Linked DNA regions of Homo sapiens: regions 1, 2 and 4 are each linked to region 3. Evidence: chromatin loops called from intact Hi-C (ENCODE). Cell type or tissue: heart right ventricle. All regions are shown on one strand. Region 1 overlaps LEKR1 (leucine, glutamate and lysine rich 1). Region 2 overlaps TIPARP (TCDD inducible poly(ADP-ribose) polymerase). Region 3 has its middle 16 kb from the start of LINC00880. Region 4 overlaps KCNAB1 (potassium voltage-gated channel subfamily A regulatory beta subunit 1).

The links. Peaks named below come from ENCODE experiments on the same cell type or tissue, not always from the same donor. Only the 100,000 strongest peaks of a DNase experiment are listed, where the experiment ranks them.
Region 1: it touches region 3 in a loop (2.6-fold over the local background); 41 of 110 quality-filtered maps call a loop at or near these places.
Region 2: it touches region 3 in a loop (2.5-fold over the local background); 9 of 110 quality-filtered maps call a loop at or near these places.
Region 4: a loop joins it to region 3, with 4 times the contacts of the local background. A loop is called at or near these places in 57 of 110 quality-filtered maps.

The regions. Positions count from the first base shown.
Region 1 is chr3:156,830,923-156,838,922 of GRCh38, reverse strand. The region is part of intron 2 of LEKR1 (leucine, glutamate and lysine rich 1); the gene reads right to left. Among named protein-coding and RNA genes, the nearest start is that of LEKR1, 8.6 kb to the right of the region's middle. In heart right ventricle, no CTCF peak of the experiment used is centred here; no DNase peak of the experiment used is centred here.
Region 2 is chr3:156,691,852-156,699,851 of GRCh38, reverse strand. It overlaps TIPARP (TCDD inducible poly(ADP-ribose) polymerase), which reads right to left. Exons shown (of 6, transcript NM_015508.5): 3 at 5,664-5,832; 4 at 3,827-3,987. Among named protein-coding and RNA genes, the nearest start is that of TIPARP-AS1, 20 kb to the right of the region's middle. In heart right ventricle, no CTCF peak of the experiment used is centred here; no DNase peak of the experiment used is centred here; H3K4me3 peaks cover 783 bases; H3K27ac peaks cover 508 bases.
Region 3 is chr3:157,134,596-157,142,595 of GRCh38, reverse strand. No RefSeq gene overlaps it. Among named protein-coding and RNA genes, the nearest start is that of LINC00880, 16 kb to the right of the region's middle. RefSeq lists a silencer at 6,602-6,896. In heart right ventricle, CTCF peaks have their summits at 4,970 (motif pointing right) and 6,737; DNase peaks (open chromatin) are centred at 5,529, 6,629 and 7,797; H3K4me3 peaks cover 663 bases; H3K27ac peaks cover 3,449 bases.
Region 4 is chr3:156,532,231-156,540,230 of GRCh38, reverse strand. KCNAB1 (potassium voltage-gated channel subfamily A regulatory beta subunit 1) reads right to left here. Exons shown (of 14, transcript NM_172160.3): 14 at 1,626-3,573. The coding sequence ends at 3,484. SSR3 (signal sequence receptor subunit 3) reads left to right here. Exons shown (of 5, transcript NM_007107.5): 5 at 1-678. Among named protein-coding and RNA genes, the nearest start is that of SSR3, 19 kb to the left of the region's middle. RefSeq lists an enhancer at 5,994-6,493. In heart right ventricle, a CTCF peak has its summit at 4,891; a DNase peak (open chromatin) is centred at 4,770; H3K27ac peaks cover 5,538 bases.

The DNA of each region.
Region 1 (8,000 bases), 300 kb after region 3:
AACTCTTTCTCTACTGCAATGGCTTGGTCTCAGTGGCTTGATTTCATCTGTGTGGGAGGAAGAACCCATCGGGCTATTATAAGTTTGGGGGTCTGTCTGGGATCTGCCTTTGTGGGTGCCTGCCTGCAGTTTGTCAGCCCCCCACCAGTATGTTGGAATTGGAGGTGAGCTCTGGCAGCTGCTTATTTCTCTGGAACTGAAGGCCATGTCTGGTGCTGTCCTTGCCCAGTGAGGCCCTGCTGACCCACAGTGCTTGGGCCTAATTGCAGTGGAGAAAGACATCCTTCCTAGAAAGACATCTTTAAACTGGTCTGCTGAGTATTCTAAGCACGGTCAGAACCTTCTTCCTTCTCCCAGTTGGTTTGGCTCCACTGGGGTTCTTGGTTCTGCTCCTTCAAGTGTCTTGGTTTGGCTCCTTTGGGGGTATTAGCTGGCTCTCCCAAAATAGTAGGAAGACTCTGGGTTTGGGGAGATGTCTCCCCAGTTAGAGAATAAGAGGTTAGTTCAGAAGAATTACTCCTGGAAATTTTTGGTTAGGAATCCTGGTTTGGAAGGCCTTTTTGTTTGTCTTTATCTCATTGTGCGTATTTGTATATATGGAGAGAATTCCCTGAAAGAATTGCTGATGAAAGCCCAGGAGACTGTACTAGTTTGTCTGGTTGGTCACATTCTGTGAGCCATGAACAAAGTTCAACAGGTCTAACTCAGGGTGACTATCCACTCTTCCATGTTGCTTAAAGATCACCTGTTGAAACTCCTGGTTGGAGAACACCCCACCCCACTTTGAGTGGATCAAAGACAACACGGGCCAACAGAGGCAAGTTTAAGCCTTGCCAGGTCAATACTTGGATGCTAAGCGGGGTGACTGGTGTCTGTGTTTTGTCATGTGTATTTTCCTCTGCCTGGAATAAAAAACGTCATTTTGGATCCCCCATGTAGCCTGGCTACATCTTGCAAAATGAGGTTTTTGACTATGATTCCATGAAACAGAAAGAGATGATTTTCTTTTGTAATGCAGCATGGCCCCCACAGCTATGGTACAGCAAGCAGCATCACCAAAGCTGCTGAGAGATAAGGAACCTGGAAAGCTAGCATGCCGGCAAAAGGGTAAGAATTTCCTACCAGCCAGGCTTCTGGCCCCTTTCTGCGCAAACTGATGGTAAAAATCACTGTCTCCTTTGCAAAGTCTGATTAATGGGAAAAAGGATTTGTGTGATTAGTCTGAGGCTGTAGCAAATCTAGTGCACTTTGTGCTATGAATATTCACATTGTTTCACTCCTTTCCTCTCAGTTTTTATCTTTATGTGTCTTCTGTCATGGAGAGGGGCACCGTAGGATAGAACAAGGGCCTAGGATCCCTATAAGCCCAATGCTCAAGCTGGCCCTGTGGGCTGGTCAGTTACAAACTTTGCTGCACGTCCCTGAAACAAAAACTGGACGAGATTTCCTTCTCATCTTGTTTTACGTCCTTGGGAGCTTGACTCTGTTGACCATGTGGAGGTACACTCTCAGTCTCCACCATCCAAAGGGCAGGAATTTTTCAGTTCATGTCAGTATGAGAGGACCGGGTGTCTGAGATGAGTCAGCACACTCTTCATCCCAAATGTGTCATGCCTTTGGGTGAGTCTTGTCTTAAAAGATCCCATTTCTACAGGGCTCTTGTCATCTTTTGTTATCTTAAGCCCATTACAGAGAGTGAATTCTTGGGGACGATGGAGATATCTCCTCTATCCCCTCTCTAAGAATACCTCTTGCTTATATGATAAAATCCTGGAACATTAACATCTGGGCTTGTAAAAGACTCAGATTAAGTCACTACTGAAACTGAGTATACCATTTTTTTTAAAAGGAATTTTAGAAATCTTTTATTCTCCATAATTAAAGTTTTTAAAAAGGATGAATAATGTCCTAACTAGCTTCAGAAAATTCTCTTGAGCAGTTACAATCCTTTACAAGCTTGAAAATGACTGCCCCAGACTCCTTCCTGGAAGACTAATGGCAGCTGCCCCATGCTGTAGCTCAGTAGCTAAGACTACCCTTTTATAGTAGCAGTCTGGGCTCAATTGCTGGCTTTGGGAATGAGTCCTTTCTGGTTGGATACTTGTGGGACTTTTGCCATTTATTGATTCTTTTCTTCTCCATGGACAGCTTCTGATTTCCTGTCTTGAATTTTCTTTTCTCTGAGCTACCTCAGGGGCTATTCTACATATTGTAAAAATGCTTGCTGTCTCTTTGGAGACACCTCATGCATCCATCGATAAGTCATAATCTTAGATAAGACTTACTGGTTTCACTTAGGAGGAGACCTTTGAGGGGGAAAAAAGCTTAAAAGCCAGAGGCTGTTTGTCCTGGCTAGAGTATAGTAATAAAAGATTTAAAAGGATTTCTTTAACGAAGCTCTATGGTTAAAAGTTGGCTTAACTAAAAGTTGATATTTACACTATACATATATTTTAAAGGTCTTTATGCCTTTTCTCTTCTTGGATCTTGTTTTTTTTGAGAAAAAGCTTTTTTTTTCTTCTTGGTTGGCTGAATTGTTTCTCCATTTACTTCTTTTTGCCAGCCTGGGATTCCTTAGGAGAAACAGAGGAGGTACCACGGGCCCCATTTAGGGAAAAACCTGTTTTCCTCATGAAACCCACAAAATTGTAAGTAAACAAATCCTTCTCAAAATTTATGACTCTGCTCTGTTTTGCATTACATTATCCGACCTTTTTAACTTTTGAGGATATCAGAAATTACTTTGCTTTGGCTGGGCTTGGTGGCTTAGGCCTGTAAAACCAGCACTTTGGGAAGCCAAGGTGGGTGGGGTCACCTGAGGTCAGGAGTTCAAGGCCAGTCTTGAACATGACGAAAGCCCCTCTCTACTAAAAATACAAAAATCAGCCAGGCATGGTGGTACATGCCTGTAATCCCAGCTACTCAGAAGGCTGAGGCACAAGAATTGCTTGAACCCAGGAGGCGAAGGTTGCAGTGAGTCGAGATTGCACCACTGCACTCCAGCCTTGGTGACAGAGTGAGACTCATCTCAAAAAAAAAAAAAAAAAAAAAAAAAAAAAGTGAGACAGAGCAAGACTTGGGGGGAGGGAGAGAGGGAGGGAGCGAGGAAGGAAGGAAGGAAGGAAGGGAGGAAGGAATCGCTTTATGAGAGAGGCTTTACGAGAGAACTTTTAGCCTTGGTGTGTAATAGCTAGGTAAGAGATATACTCTTAGGGATGGCTAATGGCAGATGCTTACAATTGAGTTACTACAGGGTGATACTTGGTTCTTTGCACACCGAATAAGAAAACCATGTTCTTGGGGACCCGGAAAGTATGGATTGGGGAATGGACTGATTACAGATTGAGCTGATTGGCTTTGGGTTGCCCAGTAGCCTCAGTGAAAAATGTCCTTGCAATGAGATACACCATAAAATCACTATCTCGTCCTATAGCGTTTCTCTTTTGGGGGACCCAGGATTAGGCGTAAAAACGGAGCCCTTGATTTTTGGGGATCTGTTCTATCTTACAGCTCTGCCTGTCAGGCCCTGGAAGCTGCACGCTTTCTTGGCCCTGTTCCTTGAAGGGCTCCACCCTGAAGCCACAAATCCAATTTAGAAATTTACATATTTAAGAAAACCCCCATTGGTAAGGGTGCCTGCCTGTGTATATTAGAAACTATTATCATACAATGTTTTGGCTTAATGTCTCAGCTCTGTGCTTTTAAAATATAAGTTCTCTATCCTGTTTCACCTAGGAGCTGTCCCTTTAGAAATGCAAATTTAGAGTTGCCTAGCTGACAATTGTTTAGGGCAGGGAATAGGTAATCAAGAAACTGATAGTCTAAAATAGGAAATAGAAACTTAAAAACTGGCAAACAAAAAAATCTTACAACTACCAGATCCATTTCCTTCCATGTAATTATATGTGTTGTGTGTGGGATGTTTACATAAAGAACTCTAATTAACTGGTTTAGGGAAGAATGAGCCCTAAAATAAAATATTTTGTCAGAAAAATAGAAAATTTAATGCCTTTTAGTGTAGATGACTTTAGAAATCTTTGTTAAGTATAGTTTTAAAGATTATTGGTAAAATAAAAACATCTTCAAAATTTAGACATTTGGTCTACAGTAGGCAGACTGAATTCTGTCTTTGCTATACGTTTTAAGGTTATAAACTACTTCTATGATATTTTTGAAAATTGACTTGTCTATTCTTCAGTCATTAGATTTTAGGTAAGATCTGGGGACATATGGAGTTAGCCCTGTCCTCTGACTAGGCTAGGAAGAGTCAGACACTGTCTAAAGCTCTGTTCTTGTCCTAGGCTCTGCAATCTGATACATGGTTAAAATTACTTACTTACCAGGTTCCTAACCAGAAATAAAAGTGACTAAGAGTTAACATATTAACATTGAGACTACTAGAGAAAGTTTATATACAAGTTATATAAAGGAAGTAGAATGTGTTTTTGTCTTGGAAATATGGCTTTTGTTCAAAGGAAAGTAATCACGTTGAGTTTGGAGATTTTTGAGGATTGTCCCAAAAAGATATGACAATACTGAAGGTTTAAGCAAGTTGTAAAAGATTTATAATACATTGATCTTGTAAAGGAAGCTCTGTGGGTGTGAGCAATGTAGCCAAAAGTTGAACGGGATTATTTAGTTTTTCTATAAATTAAAACATTAAAATAAAAAGCACACTGTTACAAGGCCAGAATCTGGACCCATGTGTCAGAATAATGGTTTTCTTAGAACATTGATCTGCTCTTTAATAAATTATAAAAAGTTATGGGGGTCTGCCCTGTAATAAATTATAAAAAGTTATGGGGGGATGTTTAGGAAAATCTTACCTTATGGTCAAACTGATTAAGACTGTATAGATTTGTTTATAAGGTTTTATTAAAAAATTGGGCCTAACATTAATAGTACATTAATAAAAAGGTAAAATTTGGTTTTCCTCTTTTGAACAAAGTTTTTTTGTAATACTGAGCCACAATGAAATGTTTTTGCCTTTTAAGTAAACTGCAAAAAAAAAAAAAGGAAAAAAGGGGAAAGAGAGATTCAGGTAGCCACATGCTACCTTTATTGGGTATGCTGTTTAGGTTTTTGCCTTTTGAAATTTTTGAGTTATCACTTCTGCTAAATGAATAACCAATGATACTATTTTATAACAGTAAGTATTCTAAACCTTTGATATTTGACAAACCTTCCAAAATCAAAATTTCAAGTTCTAAATTCAGTCCTTTTGATTTCATTAATTTTTTCAATATTAGGTCCCCTGAAGTCCAAAAGAGACATCTGGCTTATTTGGCATGTTGACATCATAGAGTGAGCACTGTCAAGTATGAATTGGTATTTGGCTTTCTTTGGGCTGTATTTATATGAAAGTGTTATTGGTATGTGTTCCAGAATTGTGCAAGATTCCTATAATTTCAATATGACTTAGTGTATGTTATCAGTAATAATAATTGTTATATTAAATTGTATGCCACAAAAATAACCAAATTTCCTTGTTAATTGAGTCTTAAACCATAGCTGTTTAAGCCTCTTGTCATCCACAGTTATTTTTACTTTGATCCTTTTCAAAAGGTGATTTTATAATCAGCTATGGAACTCTAACAGGTGCTCTTGAATGCAGATTTCTGATATCTTTAAAGATTGTGCCATTAATATAGAGGGAGAAACTTCTAGGACTCTCAGGAAGAGCTGAAGTGTTCATGAATATCAAACAGAACAGGAATTAACTGTATGGACTGAACTAAGAGAATAATGAAATAATCTTTCTATGACTATTTGTTTGAAATGTTTCTGATCCTTTTTGTTTTTCAGGGTCAAAACACATAACAACTTTCCTTTTGAGCTGTTTATAGCTTTTAACAATTGAATGAAGCATATTTCTATCTGCAAACTTTGGAGCATATTTCTTTCTCTCTACGTGATTTCTCCAGAATTTTGAAACTAATTATGAGTCTTCTTAGCATATGGCAATATAGTTTTTTGCATAAGTTCAATAAGAATGTTTTTTGTTTTGCTTTGTTTTTTGCAACAGGACACAACTGGAGACACTGATTATTTTACCAAGGCTTTGACTGGAAATGGCATGGTTTCAGGCTGCTTTGAGTAACTGAGGTTGACTTACAGAGCTGATAACAGCCCCTTGGAAATACTGGTCTCATACCTTGTCCTTTACAGGGCTCCTAACCCGTAGTAAATAAAGAATGTCACTTTCTGACAGACCCAGGAATCCCAAGTTATTGTGGGACCTCAAGAAGAGAGAAATTCACCCAATTCATACAGGTATGTGCAGGCACAGATGAATCCTTGGCTGGGCTAGAGACTTTTAAAAGGTCTAATCTGAGATTCCTTATGAAATAAATTCCAGCAAAGCCAATTATTTTTAGAAAAAGAACCTATTTGGCAAATAACTATTCTTGCTGCATTTTATGCAAATAACCAGGCCAAATATAATGGGACTGGAACTTATTTTGCAAATAAATTGGTCCTACTATGATTTGTGTTTGGTAGAAATGGGGAACTGGAGAGAGAAAAATTGTTTCAGAAAAAAACTATAGTACAACTGTTATTAGATTCCAGCCTTATCCACTATGTTTGAGTCTCTGCTAATGACCCCATATCTGATTGATTCTTGGGGTCATTCACCTGTATCCCTTAAGGCTTCAGGTCAGTTCTACAGGGATTCCTGAAGTGAGGACTTTCTCTCCTTATGTTGGGGCTCATTATTTGTCTTATAGTCCACCTGTTCACTTAAGTGCTGTGTGAAAGCTGTGGATAAGAGCACCAATGTTTTCTTATGCAGACCTTGGGATCTCAACCTGGCACACATGAATACATACCAACAATTACAAGACAGTTTCACTCCTCTTACCCTGAGGGCAACTCCCACTCCAAATCTGCCCCTGTGAGCAGGAAGAAGTTACAGTGGCTGTAGGCCTTTTTCCATTTCCATAACACACAGATTAAAAATAAGGTATGATGAAACCCAAAGGAGGGGGATTAAAACTGTCTTTGCAAAAATTGTAACAGTGAGAAAATTCTGACCTAACCAAATTCAGTCTTGCCTTTAACCTCCAAACTGCCCTTGGTCATTTGATATGGTTTGGCTGTGCCCCCACCCAAATCTCATCTTGAATTGTAGCTCTCACAATTCCCACATCGTGAGGGGGACCTGGTGGGAGATAATTGAATCATGAGGGTGAACCTTTATCATGCTCTTCTCATGATAGTGAATAAGTCTCACAAGATCTGATGGTTTTATAAAGAGGAGCGCCCCTGCACAAGTTCTGTGTTGCCTGCCATCATGTAAGACATCCCTTGTTCTTCAGCCATGATTGTGAGGCCTCCCCAGCCATGTGGAACTGTGAGCCAATTAAACCTCTTTCCTTTATAAATTACCCAGTCTCAGGTATGTCTTTATTAACAGCATGAGAACAAACTAATACACAATTTCTGGGTATGGGCCAATCTAACTTTGGGAGAACTTTATAGTTTAAATAATATCCCTTAAACTAAGCCATCTTTGTAAAACTAATAAAAGCCAAAAGGTTAAGAGAATTAGAGGGGTCTGCATTCTGCTAATATGTAGGTGTAAATGACTAGGAGCCATTATTCCAATGGATTTGCAACTTCCCTAATTATTCCTGTAATTAACATCACTATTGTAGAACCTACAATTGGCCTTTTGAGATGTTTTTTCAGGCTTTTGTATTTCTAATGACTGATGCCCCACTTGGACTCTCCGTCTTCACACATGGACCATTTTCTACACCCCTATGACTGCATCCCCAATCAATCAGCAGCTCCCATACCCTAGCCCCACCGCCTGCCAAACTATCCTTGAAAATCCCTACCCTGCAAATTTTCGGAGATTGATTTGAGTAATAACTCCATCTGCCACATGCCACAGTGGCCTCATATCAATTAAACTTTCTTTACTGCAAAAAAACAAAACAAACAAATACAAAAACAATAAAAAAGAAACCAAAAACCCCCTTTCTTCTTAATGA
Region 2 (8,000 bases), 440 kb after region 3:
AAGTTTAATATTTCTTTGATTTGCTGATCTCTTACTTTATACCTGATTATCAGTTTTAGACAGAAAGATTAAAATAGAAAATTTTTAAAAGAAAAAGGAAAATAAAGAGTAACTATTTTTGTTCTCTTGTAAGCCCATATTATCAATATATGACTACCTAGTAGATATTGAGCATTCTATTCCAGACCACTGCAATAAAGCAAATATCACAATAAAGTGAGTAATACAATTTTTTAGTATCCCAGTGCATATAAAAGTTATGTTTATACTATACCATAGTCTATTCAGTACATAATAGCATTCATTCTTTAAAAAAACAATATTTATACCTTAATTTAAAAATACTTCATTGCTAAAAAACACTAACAATCATCTGAGCCTTTGGTGAGTCATAGTAATTTTACTGGTGGGAGGGTTTTGCCTTGATGATGGCCTGACTGATCAGGGTGGTGATTGCTGAAGGTTGAGGTGGCAGTGGCAATTTATTAAAATAAGACAATGAAATTTGCCACATTAATTGACCCTTCCTTTCATGAAAGATTTCTGTTGCATGCAGTACCATCTGAAAGCATTTTACCCGCAGAACTTCTTTCAAAGTTGCAGTCAATCCTCCCAAACCTTGCTGTTGCTTTATCAACTAAGTTGATGTAATATTCCAAACCCTTTATTATTTCAAAAATCTTTACAGCATCTTCACCAGTAGATTCCATCTCAAGAAACCACTTTCTCTACTCATCCAAAAGAAGCAACTCCTCATGCATCCAAGTTTTATCATGAGATAGTAGCAATTCAGTCACATCTTCAGGCTACACTTCTACTTCTACCTCTCTTGCTATTGCCACCACATCTGCAGTGACTTCCTCCACTGAAGTCTTTAACCCTTCAAAATCATCCATGTGGGCTGAAATAAACTTCTTCCAAATTTCTGTTAATGTTGGTATGTTAACCCCCTCCCATGAATCACGATGTTCTTAATGGCATCTAAAATGGTAAATCCTTCCCAAAAGTTTTCCAATTTACTTTGCCCAGATCCATTAAAGGAACCACTATGTATGGCAGCTATAGCCTTACAAAATATACTGTTAAAATAGGAGGTCTTGAAAGTCAGAATGACTACTTGATAAGTGGGCTGCAGAATGGATGTTGTATAGCAGGCATGAAAACACTAATCTGTACATCTCCATTAGAGCTCTTGGGTAACCAGGTGCATTGTCAATGAGCAGTAATAGTTTGAAATAAGTCTTTTTTTCTTGAGCAGGTCTCAATAGTGGGCTTAAAATATTCAGTAAACCATGCTATAAACAGATGTGCTGTCATCCACACTTTTTCCATTTATAGAGCACAGGCAGAGTAGATTTAGCACAATTTTCAAGGGCCCTAGGCTTCAACTTAAAGTCACCAGTTGCATTAGCCCTTGACAAGATAGCCCTGTCCTTTAAAGCCAAGCATCAACTTCTCTCTACCTATGAAGTCCTAGATGGCATCTTCTTCTAATATAAGTTTGTTTTGTCTACACTGAAAATCTCTTGTTTAGTTTAGCCACTGTCATCAATGATCTCAGCTAGATTTCTGGATAACTTGCTACAGCTTCTACATCAACACTCCCTGCTTCACCTTGCACTTCTATAAGAGAGATGGGCTCTTAAACCTCATGAACCAACCTCTGTTAGGTTTAAACTTTCTTCTGCAGCTTCCTCACCTCTCTCGGCCTTGAAAGAACTGAAAAAAGTTAGGGCCTTGCTCCGGATTAGGCTTTGGCTTAAGGGAATGTTGTAGCTGGTTTGATCTTTTATCCAGATCACTAAAACTTTCTCTATATTAGCAAGAAGGCTGTTTTACTTTCTTATAATTCGTGTGCTTACCAGAGTAGCACTTTTAATTTCCTTCAAGAACTTTTCCTTTGTATTCACAACTTGGCTAATGTTAAGGCACAAGAGGCCTAGCTTTTGGCTTATCTCAGCTTTCAACATGCCTTCCCCACTAAGCTTAATCATTTCTGGCTTTTGACTTAGAGATGTGTAACTCTTCCTTTCACTTGAACACTCTGCCGTCTTATGTGGGTGCTGTTCTTGGCACCCCAAAACAAATGTAACATAAAGATCACCGGTCAGATCACCATAACAGATACAATAATAATGAAACACCTGAAATATCCGAAGAATACCCGAAATATGATTCAGAGACACAAAATGAGCGCATGCTGTTGAAAATACAGCACTAATAGATTTGGCTTGACCTAGTGCTGCCACAGACCTTCAATTTGTAAAAAACACAATTATCTGTGAAGTACAATAAAGCAAAGCACCATAAAACAAGATATGCCTGTATAATGAAGGCATATTTGTGGCATTAATTGTATTGCTGCTTATATTATCTTTATAGTTCATACTTTTACAAAACAAGCCTAAGCTTCAAAAAAAAAAAAAAAAGAGGGCATATTCCATAATTACTTATCATGAGATAAAAACAGACGCATTTTCACCATTCACCGAAACTTTCCAACAATGCAGAACTTGCATTCTTACCCTCACACAGAAGTTCTATCTTGCTTGATTGGCTCAGCATGCCAAGCTGCTGGTCTCACTAATGGGTTCTACTATCTCACCAGGAGGACAATATATTCCTAACTACTGGACACTGACACTATCTCCAGCTGTGCTAGTAAAATCACAGAAATGGCATTTTTACTAGTTCTAATTTTTTAAGAAACCCTACAAGGTAAAATTTTTCTAACGGGCACTTAGAAGAAAGAACACACTTAACCCAATCCAATATATATTTCTAAGATTAATCTTACTACAAATTTCTTTTGGATACTGATCATTTCAGGGATTTTTATTTGTATTTTGTTTTTACTGTTCCCCTTCCAAACATGGGATTAGAATCACTAAGATTTTCTCATAACAACTTAGGGAAAACAGTTTGAGCTAAAATAAAAACAGTAGGAATATAAAAATGGTATCTTTTCCTCAAAGATCAGCACAAAAAAACCAACCATTACGCTAGACTTCTAAAGTTCATAAAACCAAGTAAACCTATACCATTTTCAAAATCAGTCTCTAAAAATAGCATATCTGACTGGAGTAGATAATGATTTCCCTAGAGATACTAATTTTCAAAGGTGGCCATGTGAATGGTAATGTGCCCCACCTTTTGGTATCTATAAAGATGTGCCACTGGGTTGTCTGGAGACCAAAGGAAGAAACAACTCTTGGCAAAATGGAAGAAAAGCTCACCTACAATTCAGAAGAGTGAGTTCAGTCCTAACCTTACATTAAGAAACTGTATTCTTAGTAAGTATGACAAGTAATTTTAGTGAGTATCACAAGAAGAGGTGGCTTACCTAGCAAATGAGAATGTAAATTATTTGAAAAGGTGAACTTTCCCCATTCAAATTCCCTCAAGTAAAAGGAAAACAAGAAATCACCTTGTAGGACTCTCCTCACTTGCCCCGGCAGTTTGGCTAAGTTGTCCTGTAACATAGAAGGGTCTCATCTTGAAAGTAGTTTCATGGAAGGAAAAAATCTTCCATGAAGGAGGTAAATGCAAGTTCTGTGACTCATTCCAGACACAATTATATTTAGTTGTGGAAAAATGTTAACTCTAAAAAATCCAATAAGTTACTCATTCTTCTAGTGTAACTGGATTTATTGTAGCTTATTTACACTCAATTTGTTGAGGAATTAAAATCCAAAGACTAATTTGGAATTTCACATTCTAGGAGTACTAACCAAGGTAGACTCTTATTTATTTTTTATCTCTAGTATTCAGGAATGCATTTACATAAAATGAGAGTAAATATTGCAACTTCATACTCGACACTTACTGTAAATATGGAAGCAGTATAAAACAGGAGCGGAAGAGGGGTCTCCTTTTTATCTCTCTCCTGAAGAATGAATTGTGGAGGATGTAGTGGTTATTCCACATCATAAATCGAACCTCTTTCAGACCCCGAGAGTTGGCTTCTTCAATCAATCGAATGACAGACTATGGAGGAGAAAACAGAACAAAAAAAAAAAAAAAAAGGAAAGTTAATAATCATGGTTAAAAATGAAAATTAACCAAAGGCAAAAGTTAACCTCACAGGAATTTCAATAAAGTACAGTGAGTCTAAATAACTCCCTTTATATGCTAAGATTTTTTTTCCCTTCCAAGTATGTAGGGTGGAAAGATGCTCCCTGTTCATAAGGCATGGATTTCCACCTTACAAAACATGTGGGGCCCAGGGAACTATTTTATTCTATTTTGAGCCTTAATAATATCATAGAGAGTTTTCGTTCATATTTCTTAAGGGAGTTTTCAAAAGAGGAATTAAAGATAGTGATGTTGGCCAGTATCAGTGGCTCACGCCTGTGAGCCACTCCCCACGCTTTGGGAGGCAGAGAAAGGAGGATTGTTTGAGGCCAGGAGTTCGAGACTAGACTGGGCAACATCGCAAGATCCTGTCTCCACAAAAAATAAAAAATAAAAATTAGTTGAGTATGGTGGCATGCACCTGTAGTCCCAGCTATTTGGGAGGCTGAGGCAGGAGCACTGCTTGAGCCCAGGAGTTCAAGATTATAGTGAGCTATGATTGTGCCACTGTACTCCAGCCTGGGCAACAGAGCAAGACCTCTCTCTCAAAATAAATAAATAAATAAATAAATAAAATTTGAAAAGGTGGTGGTATATAAAGTTCAAGCTCTAAACCCAAAAAACTTCTCAGAGGAAAAACACAGGAACAGTCTGAGTATTCTGAGAGTACATTTTAAACAGCCTTGTATTCTATTTGGAAGGTAGATAACTAGTGATTACCAAGTATTCTGAGAGTACATTTTAAACAGCCTTGTATTCTCTTTGGAAGGTAGATACTAGTGATTACTTAAACTTACTTAGTTTAATATTGTGTTTAACAATAATTAACATACTAGGTTTTTTTCTTTTGCTATTGTCTTTAAAAATAAAAGTAAGGTAGATAAGTTGTTCCCCCCTTTTGTAATGCTGGAAATGAACTTAAATTGAAAAAGTCAGATCTTTGGAATGTGAAATTAATCTCTAAAGTCCATTTGAGGTTGTTTAAATGACTCAGAATTGTCATTCAGAAGCAAAGTAAACCATCATCATTTTAAAACCTTGCTTTGAGACTGAAGGGCTATTATCACTGTCTCAGACTAAGGATGCAAGTGCACATAGGAGAAAATTGTAAATAACTGATTTCCCTGACCACAGCTCAATAAACATTTTCAAGTACTTCTTCCAGAGACATGAGTGATTGTTTCCATTGGGCTTCTAAAATGCTAAGTGTAACACTTGATCCAATCTCCATAAGCCCAAGAGCCAGATATAATCAAAAGTTATACCAATTCTCATGTCGTGAAAATTACTCCACAGGCGGCAACAGGTCAAAATATTTCATCTCTATAATGCAAGATTCTGTGGAAAGCATTTTATTTATCTGATAATAGTGGTATGCTATCTTTGGATTTCAAATTAATGGAAAGAAATAAATTTTAAGAAAAAGAGAAAAGTTTTCTTGTATCAATGAGACTCAATTTTATATTCATAAGCTGTTTGATTATATGCATAGTTCTGCCTAGTCATTGTTGTAAAGAAAGAATAAAAGAATACAGGAAGAAAAAAATAAATTTGAAAAATGTACTTGTCAACAAAGAATCTGTAAATACCTCGGGATACTCTCTCCATCCAAAGTGGTCCCTACAGAAGAATTTCCAGACTGTGTGGTAAATAGAGTTGACATTGCTAGAGGGTGGTGTGGACAGCCTTCGTAGTTGGTCAAATTCAGTTGTTTCATACACGTTCATGGCATTCAAATCTGCCCAAAATTCTTGTCCTCTAAAAAAAAACAAAAACAAAAAAAACCCAAAAACCTGTTAATAAATTTGTAAAACAGAAATATCTAAAAATATCATTGGACATTAAAAATACATAGCATAGCCTGTTGTAGAATTTTCAAAACTTGCTTTACTTGGAGTAAAAGCATATTTATTGCCGGTTGTTTCCACAGCATCCATTTCCTACATGCCCTTTCTAATCAAGACCAAAATTTCTAGGCCATGGAATTATAGTAAGATTGATTTAACCCCACAGCACCACTGGCCTAACCCAATCAAAATAAGCCCACCCTCCACTCTACAGTGGGCTGGCCTCAGCCAATCAGGGAGTCAGTTTTACTATGATGCTATATGTAGAAACTAAACATAGACAGAAAATTTCTCTTCAAGCTTGACCTTTTTTTCAGAGGCCATCAGTTTACTTGAGCCAATACAGGAATACACAGTATTGCCTGATCAAAGACAGAATAAAAGAAGGGAAAAATAAAATGAATCCGGATAAAGCCAGTATTAATCCACCCAACATCAATATTATCTTTTATCCTGTGGGTTGAAAAATGTTGGCAAAACATGAAGAAAAAAAAAGTTTGGATTATTATGAGGTTTAGCTTTGAGAATATTTTGGTCATCTTATTATCTGGTCGACTGCTGCTGAATCATTCCTTTACAAATGTCTCCATACTGTTGGAGGGAAGTCCCACTATATGAATCAGACTCATTTAATAATTTATAAAAGGTAGTCCAATAAAAACATTTGTGTTTCCTCTTTTATGGAACTTCACCTAGAGTTTGAAACATTTGAACCATTATTTCAAATAACTGGCATAATGGTCATTATACTCTTCTCTCTTTTCTTTTTTGTGTATGTTTGAAAGTTACTATAAGAAAATATAAAAAATTAAATATATGATAACAGCACAGATATTGTAGCATAGTGTACCACAGATTTCTAAATGGATGTCTACAACACAGGAAATACTCTAGATCTACAGGCATTCAGAAAGACTGGTACATGTGAAGTCTAGGTGTTGAGACAGATTTTCCCAATAATTAACTTATTTCCTTGCTGTAAATTAGGATTTTGAAAAGGATATTAAATTTGATCTGTGGTTGCACCACTGCACTCCAGCCTAGGCAAAAAGAGTGAAACTGTCTAAAAAAAAAAATTTGATCTACGGGTTTTGCTAGCTAGCACATTTTCCAAAATCTGCTCTTAGAATACTTGTTTCAAAAACTATTAACAGGTATTCTGTGCACAAAAGATTCTGCAGACAAATATTTGAAAAACAGATTATACAAATATTTGCCATCCTCTATCCCAATGTTCACAATTTATGAATCAGGTTCTACACTGAAAAAACAACCATATAACCAACTGATGAAGCCAAAAAGTATGGAACTTACAAAAAAGCAGTATACTCCTTTAAAATTCCTAAAGATCTTGCCAATAAACCCCAAACTTCTTGCTTAGTAAGAGTACTAACTAGTTGGATATGGTCTCAAAAACAACATATAATATTAATTAAGTATGAAATAAGATAATATAATGTAGTTTAAAATAATATTTGGCCACTGTTTTAAAATGATTTATGGTAAGTAGGAATATTTAATTCAAATAGAAAAATGTTTCTGGGAAATCCTAAAAAGTGAAACAAACACGACAAAACAAAAAAACAAAAAAAGTCCTGTAAACTGGAACTCCTATGCCTAAATTAAACTTCATATCAAGTTGCCTTAAGCAATTTTCATTAACTTTAGGAGAATCTGATGTTATGATTGGGAAGTGAGATAAAAAACTTTCTCCCTGTTAAGATTGTTTCAAGTTTCTAAACATATTTTTCCCCCTTTAAGCTTATCGCCCAGCAACTGTTCCCAATTATGAGTCACAAATCCTCAGTATTTCCTTTAAGGAGTTCTTAGAACAGCAGTCATTATGTTAACATGCATTATAATATAAACAGCCAATGCTTTTTGCTGTTTAGTGTCAGATTTTATTCTGGACATCACTCTAGCAATTTCTGTTTAAGCCTGTATTACTGAGACTTCATAGATAATGATTTGCATGAGAAAGACATCTACAACTGCAGCTTTTGCTACATTCTCTGTGCATGTCAGTCCTTTGGGCATTATGAAGTTTCTACGACAAATCCTAATTTACTACAATCAACT
Region 3 (8,000 bases):
GCTGCAGTGCGTGACGATTCCCTCCACCCCCTGTTAATTGTGTAACACTGAAGCCAGGTGCAGGTGTCAGTTGGCAGGTATCAGTGTGCTGATGCTATTTTCTTGAATTCTGCCCTTTTGCTCATTGATGTTACTTACTTGGCTCTTGACACCTGATATCTCACGGAATATTCCAAGACAATGTGAATCACCAAATCTGTGAATGTGGCATTGTTTGACTAGGCTCCTGGGTCAGTTAAATCAGATTGTTTTCTGTGCCCCAAATCAGTAGTGAACCACCATATAGCTAAACCTTTTCAAACGAATTTCTCACTTCAGTGACTTTTACACTGCTAGAGCACTTAACAGAGCACATGACACATCATATCTTTGTACAGAGGGCCCGGCACATAAATCTCACTGTGAGGCTCAGTTTTCCACCCTAAATTACAAAATTTAATTTCTTGCCCAAAATGATTTTCTGCCCCAGATGTGTTATTTTCATGGACCTTTCAAACCAAATTTTAGTCATTTAACAAAAATTAATACAACATAGACCAACAATGAACAAATAAAGCCACATTTAAATTGATTAGCCGGGCTCTCAGCCCCTAGCTGACTTCTTTTACACACGCAATTGAAATCAAGAGTCTCAGATAAACTTCCAACTTATTTGAAAACAGTCAAATTGCAAATGTCAAGCATCTACTTGCATATAATCTGATGAGGACTATAATGATAGGTTTCTACCTAGAGAAATAAGGGTAGGTGAAGTCTCAATGCTTAGATACGTGGCACATACCTGCATGTAATTAATATTCAGTTGGAGGCAAAGACAATGTTTTAAAAAGCCAAATGACATCCAGAATAATCCTCAGTATATTTTAGAGCCAAGCAACAGTACAATGAGTGCCAAGTTTAAAGAAGAAAGATGGACCACTGTGGCCTAGAAGGCCCTGGAAAATTTTTAGAGGACAGGGAATGTGGGCTGCACTTTGGATGGGAGAAGGTTTTAAAGGACAAAGAGGAAGCCTGGCATAGTGGTGCACCTGTAGACCCAACTACTTGGGAGGCTGATACAGGAGGATCGCTTGAGCCCGGGAGTTCAAGACTGTAGTATGCTATGATTGTTCCACTGCATTCCAACCTGGGCAACAGCAGCAAGACCCTGTTTCAGGGTAAAAGAAAAAAAGAAAGACAAAGAGGAAGAGGCCCAAGAGATGGTGTTCAATGCTGACATCCTCTATTAGCTGTGCAATCTTACACATCTTACTTAACCACTCTAAGCTTCCATGTTCCCTTCTGTAATGAGTTAGTAATTAAGCCTAGTGTATTCAGATATGAAGGTTAAAGGAAATAATGTATATAATACACTTAACACAGTGTTAGGTGTGTAAATGTCCAATAAACGTTATCATTATTAGCATCTTCAGACACTTGAGGATGCCAGACTATGGCGTCTTGTAGACCAGAGCGCCATTGTTTTAAAAGTGGGTGACTGTAATTCCTAGGGTTTCCTAGGGCTGCTGTCACAAATTACCACAAACTTGGTAGCTTAAAACAACAAATAATTACTCCTTCACATTTCTGGAATCTAGAAGTCTGAAATCCAGATGACAGCAGGGCCATGCTTTCTCTAAGTCCACCCTTGTTTCTTTGTAGTTTCTGGTGGTTCCCGGCAATCCTTGGTTTTCTTTGGCCTGTAGCTGCATCACTTGTCTCTGCCTCCATCTTCACATGGCCTTTTTCTCTGTATGTGTATGTCTTCTAAGGATACCAGGGCCTGCCCTAACCCAGTATGTCCTCATCTTAACAAAGTACATCTGCAAAGACCCTATTTCCAAATAAGATTACATTCTGAGGTTCTAGGTGGACATCAATTTTGGGGAGACACTAGTCAACCCTTTTCAGTGACATAAGAAAAATAATAAAGAACCTGAAGTGGACTTTTAAAGAAATTTTCATTTTGAAATAATTTCAGATTTACAAAAAAGTTGCAAAAATTGTGTGAAGAAATTTTATATATCCTTCACCCAGATTCACCAAATGTTAACATTTCACCACACTTGCTTTTTCACTTTTTGTGGTGTCTTTTCTGCTCTGCTCGAGAGTAAGTTGCAGTCATTGTTTCTTTACCTGTAAGTACTTCAGTATATATTACTTAAAAACAAGGACGTTATCTTACATATCCACAATATAATTACCAAAGTCAGAGAATTTAACATATTGACCAATACTGTAATCTATCGACCAGACATTGCCAATATTGCAAATATTGATCTATTGATCAAATATTGCCAATTTTCCTACTAGTGCCCTATTTTCTGGTCCAGAATCCAACCTAGAATCATACATTGTCTTTAGTCGTAATCTTTTTAGTCTCTTTTCATTGTAATTGTTCCTCAGTCTGTCTTTGCTTTCATAACCTTGACATTTTTAAAGAGTGAAAACCAAACTTGCCCAATCCACGGCCCATGGGTCGCATGCAGCCCAGGATGGCTTTGAATGTGGCCCAACACAAATTCGCAAACTTTCTTAAAACATGATACTTTTTTGCGATTTTTCTTTTCTTTTCTTTTTTTTGCTCATCAGCTATTGTTAGTATTAGTGTATTTTATGTGTGGCCCAAGACAATCCTTCCAATGTGGCCCAGGGAAGCCAGAAGATTGGACACCCCTGTTGTAAACTGATGGTTCTGTCGAATATTTTTTAATTTGAGTTTGCCCTATTTTTTTTTTTTTGTGATTAGATTTGGGTTCTGTGTTTTTGGCAGGAGAAATACAACAGAAGCCAGGTTGTGTCCTCAGTGCCTCATTAGGAGGCACAGTGTTAATTTGCCCCAGTAACCAATGGTGTTAACTATGATCATTGGTTAAGGTGCTGTCTGCCAGTGTTCTCTATTAAAAAGTTACTATTTTACACTTTGTAATTAACAAGTAGCTTTTGGGGGAGATACTTTAGATCATATAAATATTGTTTCTTTTGTTTTTTATTTATTTTTTTGAGACAGAGTCTTGCTCCATCTCCCAGGCTGGAGTGCAGTGGCATGATCTGGGCTCACTGCAACCTCTACCTCCTGGGTTCAAGTGATTCTCCTGCCTCAGCCTCCCAAGTAGCTGGGATTACACACGCCTGCCACCACACCCAGCTTTTTTTTTTTTTTTTTTTTTGTATTTTTAGTGGAGATGGGATTTCGCCATGTTGGCCAGGCTGGCCTCAAACTCCTGAACTCAGGTGATCCACCCACCTTGGCCTCCCAGAGTGCTGGGATTATAGGCGGGAGCCACTGCACTCAGCCTAGATAATATCAATAGTGCTTCTTAATTAACTTCTGCCTACTAATTCTAGCATCCATTGATGATTTTTACCTGAAATAACTATTGAAAATGATTTTTAAATTTCAGCATTCGCTCGACATTTATTAGTTGGAATGCCACTGTAAGAAAGAGCTTTCTTTTCTCCTTCATTTATTCATTTGTTTATATGTTTCAGTATGGACTCATTCTATGAAGTTATAATCCATTACTATCATTATTTCGTTACTCAAATTCCGATGTGGCCAATGGAAACCCCTTTAAGATAGTTCCTGTGTCCTTTATTATTTATTTATTTATTTAGATGGAGTCTTGCTCTGTCACCAGGCTGGAGTGCAGTGGCGCGATCTTGGCTCACTGCAACCTCCACCTCCTGGGTTCAAGTGATTCTCCTGCCTCGGCCTCCCGAGTAGCTGGGACTACAGGTGCGCACCACCACGCCCAGCTAATTTTTGTATTTTTAGTAGAGACGGGGTTTCACCATGTTGGCCAGGATGGTCTCAATATCTTGATCTCGTGATTTGCCCGCCCTGGACTCCCAAAGTGCTGGGATTACAGGCATGAGCCACCACACTCGGCCTCCTGTGACCTTTAAGATGAATATTTTAAAGACTTTTTCCCACATGTGTACCTTTCCAGAAGGTTCACACCATTTGTGCTTTCTCTAGACCTGTATAACCAGAAGCTCTTGGGAACATGAGTTCTTGAGAATATCAGCACTGGCGTCAGAGGGGATGAAATAACTTTCAAAGATCAGGATAACTACCTTGCCAATGTATAGGGCTTCTCATGGCTGCAGTTTCCAGAACAACTTTTCTTTTGGTCCAGGACGATCTTCCCCATTGCTGTGGTTTGGATATGGTTTGTTTGGCCCTGCCAAGTCTCATGTTAACATTTGATACCCAACATGTTGGTGGCAGGGCCTGGTGGAAGGTGTTTGGGCCATGGGGTGGATCCCTCATGGCTTGGTGCCATGCTCAAGGTAGTAAGTGAGTTCTCGCTCTATTAGTTCCTGTGAGAGCTACTTGTTAAAAAGAGACTGGCACCTCCTCCTGTCTTCTTGCTTTTGCTCTTGCCATGTGATCTCTGTACACACTGATTCCCCTTTGCCTTCTGCCATGAGTGGAAGATTCCTGAGGCCCTCATCAGAAGCAGATGATGGGTACCATGCTTCTTGTATAGCCTGAAGAACCGTGAACCAAATAAACCTCTTTTTCTTTATAAATTACCTAGCTTTGGGGCCGGGTGTGGTGGCTCACGCCTGTAATCACAGCACTCTGGGAGGCCAAGGCGGGCCATTCACGAAGTTAGGAGATGGAGACCATCCTGGCTAACACAGGGAAACCCCGTCTCTACTAAAAATACAAAAAAATTAGCTGGGCGTGGTGGCAGGCGCCTGTAGTCCCAGCTAGTCGAGAGGCTGAGGCAGGAGAATGGTGTGAACCCAGGAGGCGGAGCTTGCAGTGAGCTGAGATCGCGCCACTGCACTCCAGCTTGGGTGACAGAGCAAGACTCCGTCTCAAAAATAAAATAAAATAAAAATTACCCAGCTTCATGTATTCCTTTATAGTTACACAAACGGACAAAGACACCCATGCACGATCGGTTTCCATAGTCCTACAATCTGTGGTTCCTTGAACGCCTTTCAGTTTGCATAGTCAGTAATAAGAACCTACGCCACTAGAGGTCACTCTTTGGCTGTCTGTGATACAAGATCTTGCTCTAAGTTTTACTTCAGCTGACTGGCAAGCCTTATTCTGAACACAATAAAGGCTTGTCTGTTTACAAAGGAACACTAATGTCTTTAGCTACATCCATTTAAGCCTCATTTAGGCCTTTAATCCAGACTTGAACCTTTGGCAATAACTCTAAAGGTACATACCTTTGCTAGATTCTGCTGGCAGAAGAATAGATAGCAACCCTTATTTATATAAGCACTATGTGCCAGATGCCATTCTGCTTCACATATATTAACTCATTTGACCTCTTTCTAAAACCGTGTGGTGGGAGAGGAACCCATGAGTTGGTGATTTCACCCAGCTAGTAAGTGATTGAGCCAGGATTTAGTTTGTTGCAGAGTCTGTATACTTAACCACTCTACCAAGCCCGGGCTGACTGGTCTCATTACAAAGCATCCACATAATGAGGTTTGAACTCATCAAAAGTCTTTTAGAGCTCAGCAGTAGACGCTGCTTGCCACGTGTGTGCTACTGGGAAATTGTCCAGCAGAGTCATGCACATACCCACACCTGCACCCAGCCCGTTGCTTGTGGTTGCAAGCTGTCCAGGTCCAGAGATCAACTCCAGTAACCCTGTGGCTCCACCTGCCACCCCATTCAGTGTGGTGCTCAGAGAACCTGAGGGTGTCAGCTTTTCCTTGCTTTGCTATTGCTTCCTAGAAGCAGTGTCAGCTTGCTTTGGAAGCTGCTTCAAATTAAGCCCCAAGGTAGCTGATAAAGTTTGAGGTCTTTCCTCCTTGGCCGAGGTGGTGAAAGAGGCATGGGTTCTGGAGTTCAACTGGCCTGCATTAGAAGTCTAGTCCTCCTACTCAGTGGCCATGTGGCCTTGGACAGAATTGCTTAACCTCTCTGAGCCTGAGTTTCTTCATCTGTGGGTTGACAATGATAAACATTTCCCTTGTGTGATTGTTGTGAGATTCAGTAATGTATGTAAAGAGACATTAGCACAGAGTAGGAGGTACTTGATACATCTTGCTATTATCTCTTCCTTAAAGGCATAGCCCAATTCCTAGCAAGCAGAAAGGCTGACCCTGGTATCTTGTCCTAGGTGGATCTCTTGTTTTTCCTAAACATTAGTGCCCCTTATGGCCTGTGTTATTCCTTGAGCAATTAAAACACATCACTCTATGCTGGCAAGTGTCATTTATCGTGTTTGGCCTGATTCGCCAACTAGACTCCAATCAGAGCCAGGACTGTTTGTTATACTTCATTGTATCCTTAGTCTTAATCAGGGACCCAAAACGGTAGGTGCTCTCAATGACTGTCGATGACAATTATTAACTGAAGTCAGTTAACAAGTATTTATGGAGTATTTACTATGTGTCAGGCAGTGGGCCAGATTCCAAGAATACTGAGGTAAAAGAAACCCAGCCCCTCACTCAGGGAGCTCCTGCTGTGGCTAAAAGCTTTGCCAAGACATGAAAAGTTAATGTACTTTTCTGAGCATCTAATTCCCAGGGAATGACTTTGTTGAAGTAATCTGGCTCACTGTGTCTCAAACAGAAGGCAAAAGCCAAGTATGCAACCAGGAAGCTTTTTACACTGGGGAGTACATAGCATTGCATTTAGTACCCAAGGACGCTGGGGCCATTCAGGACCCCACAGGCTGTTCTTACCTCCTGCTCCTGAAGAGCAGCCCAACAGCTCTCATTCCCATCAAGATAACAGCCTGCAAGTGTGGGGGACAGCTTGCTGCTCTCCTCACCATGAGAGGTCAGTGCAAGACCTTGGACAAACCCGGTCAGTGATGGATTCCCCTTGTGAGTCATTCTAGCAATACATTATCGGAATGATTTGTTCTGGGATGGAGTGGATGAAAAGGAGAGAATGATTTGGAAAAAATGAAACCATCTTTTGAATTCATGAGTGCCACAAGTCATGAGTTCAACCAATGTTTGACTAACAAGTATTTTTAGCACAAAGATATTATATCTTTGAGGCAATTTGAGGGTTTCAGAAAACAAGTGCTGTCTGGAAACCCAAATAATAATTGAAGAAATACTACGCAATAGCCAAAAGCTTTACTCTCTCATTTGCAAAAGCAAAATGACATTTTTTTCCCCAGAAAAAAGGAAGGCTTTCAGAAGTTAAAAGAAATGCAGTTTACTGACTAAACGCCCCTCTGCAACAGAATAAAGAACCTTCCCTCTTATCTGGGTTCGGAACTGGCAAGCAACCTCCATGTGGGCACTTCATAAATATTCATTGATGATGAAAATGTCGACAGTGCAAAGGAACCATTTTGTCATTTCAAGAACCCTTTTGAAATGCTAGTGATTGAAGAAGGATCTTGACTATCCTTTGCAAATCTCGAACAAGAAAGGCCCAGTTCAGCTGTTCACATGGAATGAAACAGAACAAGGACACCGGATTAATCTCTCCTGGAGTCTTGGGTTGTGACTGTACTTATAAAGAGCAGAGCAAACTGAAGCAGTGGGTAGGATTTTTAAATAACCACTCCCCAGACATACAAGCAACTGACATTCAGCAACTCCACTCTGTGGGCAAAAACCACCTTGTTTCACTTTGCATTGGATATGAAGGCTGTGCATATAAACAGAAATAGTTAAAGCATAAGCAGGGTGTGGCAGTCCGTGTTTGTCACCCTAGACCATCCCTATCATGCTGCATCAGTTGAGCTGAGGGACATTCAGAGAGAACATGGTGAAACCAATGCACTGCTTTGTTGCCTGGTCAAGGTCTGCTTGTTTTGGCCTGGGTACACCTGGCCTTGGCCCATGGAATCTTGATAAACAGAAAGGAATGCACCTCAGTAATCATTGCCTGTACAGCCTGTGTTGGTGAAGCCAGATTATGGCTGAATTGGGCCAGTATGGCTTGGAGACCTTCCATCAGAGGCCTGGGCTATATCTGGCCCTACAGAGACCTCTTTCTGGATTCTAAGAGACACTTTCCATTTGCCAGTGGTTGACACAGGCCAGGGTAGGGGTGGGACAGCCACTACTTG
Region 4 (8,000 bases), 600 kb after region 3:
GTTAACTGAAATATGGAGATTGAATTTATACTCAATTCTTGTGAAAAGTCTTGCTTAATAAGTATGATTAAACTTTGCTTCTTAAAATTTGTATTTTCCCTACACTTCTTTATAAGAATCCTATGATGAAGTACGTAATCTTTATTATATTATTTTACATTAACCATCTTTTTTTTCAAATTGTTTTATTTTTTATTTTACTTTAAGTTCTGGGATACATGTGCTGACCATGCAGGTTTGGTACATATGTATACATGTAACCATCATTTTAATATCTCACACATGTAAATGCACATCTTTGTAGTTACCAATCAAATGTATGTGAGGCAATGAAAGGCATTGAGCAGTTACAGTAAAGGGCAGACATCAGGCCTCTGCCAGTATGTACCTGCTGTGCCTTCCTGCCTGCCCTATTTCTTTGTTTTCAGTGTGCATGCCAGTCACTGCTGCTTCTGGAGACAGGATGGAAGGATACATGTATGTGTACATTTATGGAGAAAACCAATTTATAGATGTATCAGAGCTCTAAGGGATTCTCTTTCACTTCCTTGGGACTCCCAAGCAGAGGAATTAATAGATTAGGAGGGTCTTTTGGGGGGTTGGTTTAAATTTTCAGGGCGATAGAGGCTAACTTCTCGTTGGCCTTCATGAATTTTCAATATATCATCTTTTCGCTGACTTATCCCTGTTTGATTTCTGAGTTTGGATTAATAACTATGTTTTTTAACTTCAACATTCTCACAAACAATTTCTGCATAAAACTTCTTCTTTAAAGCTTAAAAAGAAAAAAAAATCTACCTAATGGAGCACTGAACTAGAACACAAAATACTTGGGTTCTAGGCCTGGTTCTGCCATCAACTAGCAGTGTGTGAGTTTGGGCAAGTTTTTTCATCATCTGTCCAGGCCTGCTTTGCTCGTTTGTCAAAGAGGGATGGCTTTGCAGATGGCTAAGTTTCCTTCAGGCTCTGACATCTGCCTCATGACTTTGGCACTCTTGTCATGAAGATGAAGTGACAGTTCTTTTAAAGTGGGAAGCCAGACACAGGGTTTCTAGTTTGCCTGAGATTTCCATATAGGGATGGCTGGTACCCAGGTTACCTTTTGGAATGATAGATTCTCTGCCAGGGAATTCTTTTTGGAAGAGAAAAGAAAATAATAAGAGTGCGTGGAATTTTTTCTTAAGGACATAACTAACTAACTAACTAACTGTGAAATACATTAGTATATTTACCATGACAGATTCGCATATAAAAAACTGGCTGTTCCCACAGCTAAGCCATAATATTTATATTTGGTTTTGATTTGCAAGTAAGTTTTTAAAAGTGAATTTGTGAAGCCTTAACCTTAGTGCGGAGTGTTCTAAAACCCAGTGAGAAATGGTATCTTCAGTAGTTAATCTCCATTGATTGATTGATGATAGAATATGTTTGGATTGCAATTTAAATCTCAGACTTTTGATCACTACTATTTCTGTTGAGTATTCAGTGCAGCTTAGCTGCCAATATAATTTTTATTTAGATGATTATTGCCTAATTTATGGCCACATATATTTTACATGTGTATGTTTTACATATATGGAAAATACACATAAGCCTTACAGTGAAAGATCAGATAAAATCTATTGTAAGATTGAATGCACAAAATGCTTTTATTACTCTAAGCAAATAAATCAATCAAATCACATTTCCCATTAGACAGCACCTCAGCTCCTCTATACATACAGCAGTTCGCTGGATTGAATACACAATGAACAACTGAAAATGATCAATTTCCATCATTCTGATAACACGGGCAAAAAATTCAAACTCTCTGTTAGAATACAGGTACTAGTAATCAAAAAGAAAATTTCTTGATATCTCCCACTAGCATTTTCAGATTTAGAATTTAACCATGAAGTACATATCTAGAACTAATGACAGAAAAATCGCATTTTAAAATAATATTACAGTTCTTCTGTAAACCTCAGAGTGATTTCTGTGTGGGGAACTTGCTGACCAGAAAATTAAATGAGAATTTTGTACATCCTCAGATAGCCAAATAGAGTTAAAGGGCCACTCCCACACCACCCCCTTCAAAAAAAAACAAAACATGTTTTCTCTCTTTTTACAGATATTGACACAGTATAGTCTCACAATTTTTCTCAAGTGGGATATTAATGAGGGTAAGTAGCCAATAGTGGCAGGGCTAGATACACCTCAGATTTCGAGTGCAACAAGGGTAAGCCCCATTAATCCATGCAAAGAACTTTCATGCATATAGTTTAGTGCATATAATATGATTATAGAACCAGAAGTTCTTTCTTTAACATTTTGCTTTTCACTAGGCAAGTCAATTTACCCAGCATATTCTGAATAGTGACATAGCATTTTTCACAAAGCCAGTGGTTGACTTTCATGTTAACAATGCCTCAAAAATACCAAACATTATATTATAAAATCCCAGTGCTAATTAAACAATGAACATTTGCCTTCCTGGGTATTTTACAGGTTTACTTAAAAAACTGAGCATGTGTATGTTTATTTGTAAAGCTCAAATATTTAAACTTGCAGAAGTTGTGCCTACAAGCAGTTGAAAGTATAAAGCAGGTTTTAATAAAATGTAGTAAAAAATGAACACCTAATTGCAGATACATTGCATTTTCTTTGAAGCTAAGTTTCCATAGCAGTGTAGCCCTCTCTTTCATAAATCAGCTGCATTGTCACTAAAGATTGGGTATTCATCCTTTTACTGTCTCTACTTGTAAGTGGACATAACATTAGAATCCTAATAGACATTCTGGATAAGTTGTACAAGGCCATTCTTGGGGCCAAGCAACAGTAAATATTTGAAAGGTAATAAAGCAAATACCTAGAAATTTTTGTTTTATTGAATAACAAATGGAACAAAACTTGTTAGTATGAATGTGAAAATAGAAAAAAAATATATAAAATTATTTCTGCTTATTCTTCCAAGCAAGACTTTTGAGTGAAGATACTGCTTTTTTTTTTTTGCAGTGAGATATATTTTTAATAACTATTTACTTAACAATAATCTATTTACTAAGAAAAATCTCTCAATTCCTTTCCTTCACTGAATTTAGTCTATCTACTCTGTTTCTTACGCAACTCACATTGCATCTGTGGATTTTGTTCTTTTGAAAAAATATATCTGTACAGCCTTCTTTGAGTTACCAAATGCCTGAAGGTAGTACCACACCCCCTGGCCCCCATATTCTTCCCATTGCATAAGCATGAGGTGTATACAGCAATGCAAGAATAGGTGACTCCAGTCCAAGATAAGAAAATAGAATGGATTTTCTTGGTTGTGAGTTTTCAGATGTGCACAGTGGTAGCGACAGCAGACACCTCAAAGAATCCAGGGAGGGACACTAGAGGTTGAGCAGCAAGCTGCTAAGTGATTCAAAAGACTGGTTAGTAACACCTTTCTGTACTGGGCACAGGCCGCTATTTTAACCATGCAGCTTCTGTGGTTCATGCATTGCCTTATGATCTATAGTCCTTCTTGCTGTAGGGCTTGTTGCGCAGTATGTTATCAATCTCATTTACCACATGTGATGTCATCTTTGGGAGAACCTGAGAGCAGGAGGAGAAGTACAAAGGATATTGTTAGCAGTGTTGATCATTCGGTTTTTTGTGCTCTATATTTAGCAAAGTAATCTAGAATCATATATCTTCATAAACCACAGCTGAAATCTAAGCCCCCCGCCCCCAACACCATCACATTGTAAGCTCCTTGAGGTCAGGGGCCTTGTTGATTGACTGCATAAATGAAGGCATAAAGGCATAAGTGAAGGCTCATAGAAATACAGAGCAGCTCTATCCAACAGAAATATAATGCAAGCCACATTTGTAATTTAAAATTTTCTATTAGATACCTTAAAAAGAACAGTGAAATTAATACATGTTTTTACTTCATTATATCCAAAACATTATTTCAACATGTAATCAATATAGAAAAGATACTTGACAGTTGTTTTTGGTACTAAGTCACATCTTGTGAACATGTTACACTTAAAGCACATCTCTGTTTGGACTCACCATCTTTCCCGCATACAATAGCCACATGTGGCTAGAACCATAGTAGTACACAGCACAGGTCTAGAGACTAAGGAGAGATTTATTCTGACTGGTGGTCTTATCCCTGGTGAAGGATGGCTGGGGTTTAACAGGCATCCCAGGTAGATGGAATAGCATGGAAAAGTGAACTGGAGTGATAGTATACAGTGATTGGTGTAGGTGTGGGGATGCTAAGAACAGGATACGGATGGTAAGAATGGGATAAGAGTGTGGAAAGCCTTGAATGCCATTTTATGGAGTCCCCACTTTAGGCAGTGGGGAACCTGTCAGGACTTCTGATCTAGGAGTAACCCTATCAGACACCTGGAGGTAGTTTGAAGGATGAGCTGGAGGAGGTGGAAAGGGGACACAGATATTAGATATGTATTACAATCCAAGCCAGGCAATAGGGCCTTAACTAGGGCAGTGGAGCAGAAAAGTGGACCTGAGAGACATTTTGGGGGAAGATGGTGGTTTCAAGACTGAGTAACTAGAAGTATATTGGTATTGATTATTGAGATTAGAAACCAAAGGAGAAGTAGTTTGGGGAATAAGAAGTTGGGAGAGAATAGGATGTGTTGAGTGTAAAGTGCCTGTGGAATATCCACCTAGGAGTGACTGAGCAGCTGCAAGTGCAGCTGTGGAGCTTAGTAGCTGCCGGAGGACTGGAGTTGAGGGTTTGTGAGTCATTTGCACCGACATGCTGACTGAAGCCCCGGGAAAGGATGAGCTCATCCAAGGCTAGCATTTACTGTGAGAAGTGGGCCAAGGGTACACATTACACCATAAGACAAGGGACAAAGGCAGACTTTCTCACTGGAAAAGTCTGACCCTGTGTGGAGACTGTGGTGAAATACAATTCTGACGACCAATTCTGAGGTTTCAACCTCATTCTTCCTTTGTTGCAATCCTGCTGGCCAAGGTGACCTTGTCTCCAGTCAAGTGCTATCCTCAGAAGCCTTAGGGTTTGGCAAAATAGAGCTGCCAGCCTGGGAAACTTCATTCTGGTTAATGTTTTACTGTCTGAAGCTGAAGGAAGAATTTGGTTTCCCACTAGCTCTGGAATTTCAGTGTCCAAACAGCTAATGTGTTATTTAAAATGAGATTGTAACAATGAGACCAAAAACCTAGAAACTGGATTTGTTGGATTTTTTTTTTTGTCTAAAATACAGCGGGTTAGCCACGTGAGGAGAAGAATCCTTCATTCATTACACCAAAGCAAATCTCTATAGGAAAGAGATTTAAACATTAAAAAAATGAAACCATAAAAGTACTCGAATAAAACAAGACATAGTATCACAAGACCAGAATTTTCAAGAGAAGCCCCACTTTGAAACATTGTAAACTACTACAGATTTTACAAACACCCCACAGGCTACTAGTTTTGCAAACTTGATGTTACACTGCCTGGGATAGGTGGTGGGTTGGGGGAGGTCTGGCTAATGTTGCTGGGGCTGGCTGGGCATTAGTAAAGTCCTCCCAGGATTGGGTTCCTATTGATCTGGAACTTGGGGATGGAGTAGGATTTTGCTAGGCTGGGATAGTGGTCAGTTTGTAGGCAGAGGGCCACTGTTATCGCCGAAGCTCTGAGTGGTTGAGAGCGGCTCAAGATTCAGATTCCAGGAAGGTGTGGTGGGGAGTGATGAGGCCCGACTGCTGTGGAGCCTGGCCTTCTCTGATGGGTGATGGGAAGCCTCAGAAGGGTTTTAAGGCATGTGGGGAGGAGGGGGAGAGGCGGTTCTCCCACCTTTTAGGTGGGAGTGGGGAGGATGGAACCTGTGCAGGTGAAGGTGGGCTGCCTGCAGCTGTGGTTTCTCCTCCTGTCTCTCCCATCTGTCAGGCTCTGATTTATATACGCCCCTTCGTTCCTGCACATCTTAGGCACGTGGCATCCCTTGAAGCAGCTGCCTTCCCAGCCTACTAGAAATATTTTCTTACAACTGCTGGTGCTCCGTATTTTCCATCCTTTTGCAGCCAGTGCCACCACTGCTGGGCACCCCTAGTCACCCAGTCTGCTTTTCACCATGTTGTGGGGCCCAATCACAACTCGTCTTGGGTGGACTTTAGTGCTGGGTATGGGGGAGGTGAAGTAGAACAGGGGAGGATTGGTAAGCCCGCAATGGTAGCAGTCTTGCTGCATGGATAATGTCCCCTTTAGGATAGGCAAAGCCTCATCCTGCTGCCAGCCAAAGCCTTGCTAGGGAGGAAATGTTTTGGGAAGAAAAATTACTCAAGAGTTTTCCTCTGAAATGTGTCCCCTTCCCTGTCAGCTGCCTTGCCTATTTCCACAGCTTTTAAAACTCAGCCCTAGACTTGCCTCATATGCCATCCCTAGGCACTATGACTGCCCCCAGGAATGGCAGTGATCTCCCTGTATTAGCATGATAAAAATCCTCAATTCCTCCCTCTTCTGCCAAGCCATGGTGTCTCTCTTTCCCAAACCTGCAGAATCCATCCATTTCTCTCCCCCTCCATGGCCACTACCCTCATTCAAGCCACCATCGCCTCCTGCCTGGATGACTGCCCTTGCCCTTCATTCTACTTTATGCATGGCAGCCAGAGTGACCTTCAGACATTCAAATAGGAGCATGTCCCTCCTCTTAAAACCCTCCACAAGGACTTGTTACATGTAGCATGAACTCTAACCCCATGGTGTCCTGCGAGACCTGGCCCTGCCTGTCTCTCCACGTCAGTGCATCTGCTGTCCCTGTGCTCAACTACGTGTTGACCACATTGGCCTTAGCTGGCAGTTCCTGGGAAAAGTCAAGGTCTTTCCCATCTCAGGGCCTTTCCACTGCTCTTCCCTGTCCCTGGAATGCACTTTCCTGGACTCTTCACATGCTGTGTGAAGACTTGTGAATGGTTGTCAAAGAATGTAAAAAATGAAGGCACATGAAGCCCTCGGAATAAACATATTCCAGAGGGGCTTTTTGCAAAAACATTTAATGTAGGCTCACCCATTTCTCAGTCTCAGTAAAATAAACATTTATTTACTTAATAGCCCTTTTCATAACCTGAAATCATTTTGCTATTTATCTGTCTCTCCTACTGGCACGTAAAACATCCCTTGAAGGTTAGACAGTGTTTTTCTTCTTTCCTGTGTTATCTCCAGTACCTGGTATACAATAGGCTCTCAAAGATCTGTTGAATGAATTAAGGGATAGATATTTTAATTCACTGTTTCTCAGCCAGCACATGAGCTCTTTGAAGGCCAGGTCCTGTTCTTACTCATCTCAGTCCTCCCACTGCCTAGCACGATGCCAGGCATAGAATAAGTGCTCCATAAATATTAGTGAAACTGAAATCATTGGATTGAATTTCAGTTCTTTTTTGTACAAACTGTTCTGTCCCCTCATCACTGTGTACCCTTATCTTTTCCCAGAGCATAAATGAACATAAGAGGGAGAATTCCTCACGTAGCTACAGGGAACCTCACAGAATCCAGTAGGAGTTATGGGGCTGGATATGGGAGTTGTTAGAAGCAGAGAGGCAGAGGTGATTACACGGCTGCACAGTCCTAAGAAAGGTTGGGGGAATGGGCAGGGATCTATACCATTTATTCCACAGTGTATTCTGGGCTATTTTTAAAAAAGATTTTAAATCATGTTTGTTGCTACCTCCACCTGTTTCCTTTTGGGAATGGTAACAGGGCTGTGTGCTTGTTGCAGGGACAGGTAGATAGGGAAGAAGCTGTGAGACAGTTCTTTTCCTCCATGAGCAAGAGAAAAATAGATAACCTTACCAGGTAGTGGCTATGGCAGGAATTGTGGGCAGGATCGTTCCTAGGGCTTTTAGCAGGGTTGAGAGTAGGATAGGCTCAGGACTAGTTGTGGCCTTTGGGGAAAGGAGGTGGTCACAATAGATACTAAACTCCACCCCTCTAGTTAGAGCTCCCAGGAACATCCTTTCAACCCACCCACTGCCACTACAGGCTCCCCAGAATA